Linked DNA regions of Homo sapiens: region 2 is linked to region 1. The links are chromatin loops, found by intact Hi-C in ENCODE. Cell type or tissue: PC-3. All regions are shown on one strand.

What was found. Peaks named below come from ENCODE experiments on the same cell type or tissue, not always from the same donor. Only the 100,000 strongest peaks of a DNase experiment are listed, where the experiment ranks them.
Region 2: a loop joins it to region 1, with 6 times the contacts of the local background. A loop is called at or near these places in 3 of 110 quality-filtered maps.

The regions. Positions count from the first base shown.
Region 1 is chr1:42,339,128-42,341,627 of GRCh38, reverse strand. No RefSeq gene overlaps it. Among named protein-coding and RNA genes, the nearest start is that of FOXJ3, 5.1 kb to the right of the region's middle. In PC-3, no CTCF peak of the experiment used is centred here; a DNase peak (open chromatin) is centred at 1,297; H3K4me3 peaks cover 579 bases; H3K27ac peaks cover 1,741 bases.
Region 2 is chr1:42,145,536-42,148,035 of GRCh38, reverse strand. No RefSeq gene overlaps it. Among named protein-coding and RNA genes, the nearest start is that of GUCA2B, 6.6 kb to the left of the region's middle. In PC-3, CTCF peaks have their summits at 791 and 992 (motif pointing left); a DNase peak (open chromatin) is centred at 965.

The DNA of each region.
Region 1 (2,500 bases):
GATTCACCCGCCTTGGTCTCCCAAAGTGCTGGGATTATAGGTATGAGCCACCACTCCCGGCGGGTCTCTAACTCTTAGCCTCAAGCAATCCTCATGCCTTGGCCTCCCAAAGCTCTGGGATTACAGGTGTGAGCCACCATGCGCTGCCTCAAATACCTCAAATACTGTATTTTAAAGCCTTTCACTATACTACACCAATCATCCCATTCTCTATATCTTCTCATAATCCCCAAGCAATCTTTCTACCTGAAGATGACACCAGAAATTTGTGTCACTAAAGAGCAAGATTCAGAAAGTGTCTGCATTAGTCATTATAGGCTCTGTTATGCTATGGTATCAACCCCAAAATCTCAGTGGCCTAATCAGCAAAGGTTGTTTTTCTCGCTTATGCTGTGTCCTTCCCAGGTCAGCTGTGGCTTTGCTGCACATTGTCTTCACTCTGGGACTGAGGCTGATGGATTAGCCTCTATCCAGAATGTTGCTTGTCATGAGGACAGCAGGAAAGGAAAACATGGTGCAGCACATTGACTGAGAGCTTCCAGCTAGAAGTGGCTCATACTGCCACTCACATTTCATTAGCTAATGCAAGTCACACAGCCAAGCCTGCTGTCAATAGGAAATTACAATCCAATTCTGGAAGGCACAGTAAGTGTTTGGGAACAATTATATAGTCTTCCACAGGGTCTCTTTACCCTTTATTTGTGACACTTGGATGTAAACACACCTTCTCACAGTGCCTCACCCAGGACCTTACGACTCGCATATTGGTGTAAACAATCCTGCTGGTTTAGAGTCTTTGAAGGCAGGAGAGAGGGCTTAGGATCAGACAATTTTGGCTTCAAATCCTGCCTCTGACACTTAAAGTACTGAGCCTGTTTCCTCTTCTTTCACACGATGACCATCTTGTAGTTTTACTGTAAGGATTAAAAAAACCAAACAGATGCAAAGGGCCTATTGTGTTGCTACTCACACAAAGAACAGTAAATGTTAACTATTCCCCCACCAAACTCCATCTAGCATTGGGGTTTCTTGATGGTTCTTATTTAGCTCATTAGGCATGAAGTAAGCCAATTATCTTTGCAACTTTAAATAATTGTTTCTTACTACTGAGTTTGTACCAGAGTTTCAGGTTCCTTTGGGCTGCAAACCTTGGCTACTTTTTCCTGCTAACCAGGTTCCTTTCTATCATCCCAAAAGATATTGCTAACTAACTGGCAGAGAGATTTTCCTTGATCCTACTCTGTTTGAACATCCTCTGACTCACCCTTCCTAGTGCCACCCAAGTTTCATCTGCACCATTGCTTACACATAATACAAGTACTTTATTTACTTACGCATTTGTTAATGTTTGCTCAGCTGTCTTGGTGCCTTTGTGTCTTTCACTGTGCTTTTAATTAGCTCGGCTGATTCTAAGAGTGGAGGTAAGCCAAGGTTTGAACCAGGTGGTTACAAGGAACATGGAGATGGGTTGCAGGTGGGGGATGGCAGATTGTTATGAATGCACTAGTGCAAAATCATTGACAGCCTAGGAAAAAAAAGTATTTTAGGCTAATGCCTTCTACTGGGAAAAAATAAACTAAGCTACTCCTTTCTACTAATAATGATTAAGTAGTAGAGTCTTTGGGAAGGATCACATTTTGCCTTTACTGATATAATCTGAAGTTAACACCAAGCTACCAGAGGACAGGAACTTGATGGTTTACATAGAGTGATGTGGTCTAGCTGCATGAGTTAGTTATTGCCATCAGCCACCAATATTTAATGACTACTTATAAGACTATCACTTCTGTGGCCTCTACTTTTCTTGTATCTACCCAACCTCTTTGACTTTGCACAAGCTGTTCTCTGCCCCCAATTGCCTTTCTCTACTCCCAGTCTTGCTTCTATCTCTGCGTGGCAAATTCCTACTCATTTATTAAAATTTAGCCTTAACTTTACCTTTTAAGGATGAAGCTTTCTTTGGCCCCAGTGACTGTGCCCCACCCTCCACCTCATCCAATTTGACAGAATTAAGCTTTGCTTCTTTTCTGTTTCCATGGCACAAGTATAAATTTCTACCAAATTGCATTGGGATTAACTGTTTACATGTCTGCTTCTCTTTTATTCTCTTTTGACTCCTTGGTATTTAGTACAACATCTGGTATAGAGTAGGTGCTTGCTAAATGATTATTGAATGCTCTTTAAGTGTGCATAGCGACCAATGCCCAAGCATTTTCCTTAAATAGCAGTCAGTAGTGCTGAGACCTCTCAGATGGCCTACATATAGCCTTTTAAAAAACCTAATTCAAGAATTATAAAATATTAGATAAAGATACCCAGGAAATCTGGAAGGCTCTTCCCGGGCTAGGAATAATAGAAGGGGCTCTCTCGTGTTTTTCCCTCTCCCTCTTGCAAGTCTTGGCTCATTTTAAATTCATTTCTCATTTTCTGATTTCCTCTTACAATAAATACAGAGGGAGAAAAGGATCAGGTGAAGGCTCATTTATCTTAGCGTCTAGGT
Region 2 (2,500 bases), 190 kb after region 1:
AAGGAACATGTCAGGTGAGTCTATCAAGAGCTGGGTCTGGACACATTAAGCTTGAGATGCCTGTTTGAGATGTGAGTAAAGGAGTGGGCCACAGATATAGATAGCGTGGTCATCAAGTGTATCTGGTGCTCAGAGACCTGAAACTGGATTGAGAGAGTGACAGGACGGAGAGGAAAGGTCCCAGGGCTGAGCTCTAGGGCACTGTAATACCTGGAGATGAGGCAGAGAAGGAGGAACCAGCAGAGTGGATGGCGGGGAAGGAACAGTTGATGAAGAACAAAAAGAGACTTGCGTCTTTGAAGCCCAATGAAGAAAGGGCTTCAGGAGCAAGAACATGCTCACTTGGTCAAATGTGGTTAGCTCTAGTAAAATGAAGACAGAGAATTGTCCTTGGATTTGGCTATATGGAAGTCACTGCTGACCTTGATAAGACCAATTCTAACAGTGGGGAGGATGAAAACCCGATTGGAATGAGTTCAAGAAAAGATAGGAGGATGGAAAGTGGACCCAATGCCCTTAACTATCACTTTACATCAAAGCATAAAACAGAGAGATGAAAAATTTAAGGAAGGATCAACACATGAACAGTTGATCTGGAAGACTCTGTAGGGAGAGTTGTATAAACCAAGATGTGATAGAATTCCCAGAAGCCCTCCAGATGAATTTGGTTTTTCCCCGGAGAGGTGGGTGATCTAACGAGTGGTTCTATTTTTGCTATGGTCACCAGGAAACTCAGAACCAAACTTTGCTCCAACATCAGTGACTGTACTAAAGCTCATTCAATCTGTGTCTTCCCCTTTGACTTACTTTCCCAGTCTACCCATATTGTACTGACCTTGTTACATAAGCATGTGCGCGGACACACACACACACACACACACACACGCACACACACCCGTCAGGTTTGTTTACAGGAATGCTTCCAAGGTGTAACACCTTTCTGGCCTGGGGTTGGGTAACAGGTATTTAACACAAATGTGAATCAGGGCTGCCCCCTGGTGATGGCAGGGAAGACTGCAGACGGGGAATGAGTCCTAATCCATTTCCCTGAGGCACCACCTTGAGAGTTAATGGGGTGAGCAGTCATTTCTGCGCTTTGCTTTGAGGGGTAACGGAGAGCCTCCCTGTCCCCGTGTCTGCGCCTGGGGGTCCTACCAGCATGACCGTGACAGTCAGCATCAGCGATGCGCCTTGGGGGTGCGGGGAGGGGAGGTGGTGTGCAGGGTCGTTACCGAAAAGCTCCTGCTAATGCCCGAGTCCTGGGGTTTGCAGAGAGGAGATGCGGAGGTGAACAGTGGGGCTGAGGGGAGGAGAGGAGGAAGTTCAGGCCCCAAGTGGGACCTGCATTGAAGTCGGGTCTTGGGGGCAGCCAAGGGCAGAGGGAGAACTACAAGGAGGACACGGGGCCCCCAGAGACCAGCTTCGCCCTAGTGTTCTGTGAGGAGGAGAGGTGCATGGCTCTGACCCGGCTTTCTCGCCCATGGCCACACGGCAGGTGTGAAAGGTGTGTGTGTGTGTGGTGGGGGTGGGGGTTGTATCTGTGTGTGAGCATGTGTGTACATGCCCCAAGCCCTGGTGAGAATGTGCGTGGGAACATGTGTATCCAGGTGTGCTTTTCGTGTCCGCGCGTGTCCACATGTGAGAGTGATTGTGTATATTCGTGTGTACTTGTGAGTGCTCTCGTGTGTGTAGGGGAGCGTGTTGTGTGTCCTTGTGTGTGAGGATCGTGTGCTGGTGTGTGGGAGTATGTGTATATGGGAGTGCTTTCTGTGTCTGTGTGTGTATCTGCATGTGAGAGTATGGGCATGTGTGTGTGAGCCTGTGTCAGCCTGTGTGCGTGGATGTGTGTGTGTGAGTGGCATATGGGAGCGTGTGCGAGTGGTTTTTGCTGTGTGTGTGAGTGTGTCTGTGACCGTGCGGATGTGAGGCTGTGTGGTGTGTGGGTGGGCTGGGAGGGAGGCCATATGTGCTGGGCAGTGCAGAAGGGCTGATGGGGGCAGGGATCCCATCTGACTCGGCGGCCCTGTGATCTGGCCGGGCGGGAGGTGAGGAGAGGTCTCTGCGTGCAGAGGTGGGGGCCGACTCGGGGAGGCGGGCCCGGGCGCAGCTGCCTGGAAACTGGGAATTCACGGAGGACCCGGAGCGCGCCTAGCCCACACCGTCCGCGCCAGCAGGATCGCCCTTCCTCAACTCCCTGTCTCGCCCAGCAGCCGGCCGGGCGCTGGGGCTTTGGAGTCAGGTACAGCAGAGGTCCACACGAATGAGGGGTCTTGGACAAGTTGTTCTCTTCTCTGAGTGTCTGTGCCCTGCACTGTGAGACGTGAATGACACCTCTGCCTTGAAATGGGTCAGTGAGGAGGGTGGAACGAAGGCGCAGTAGTGCCAGGAAGTGCTTGCTGGGAATCTGTGGTCTCAAGGCTGCAAAAGTGTGAACATGCGGGTTCCTCACACAGCCCCAGGAAGCATGGAACTTCCCCCTTTTTACAGAGAGAACCCTAAA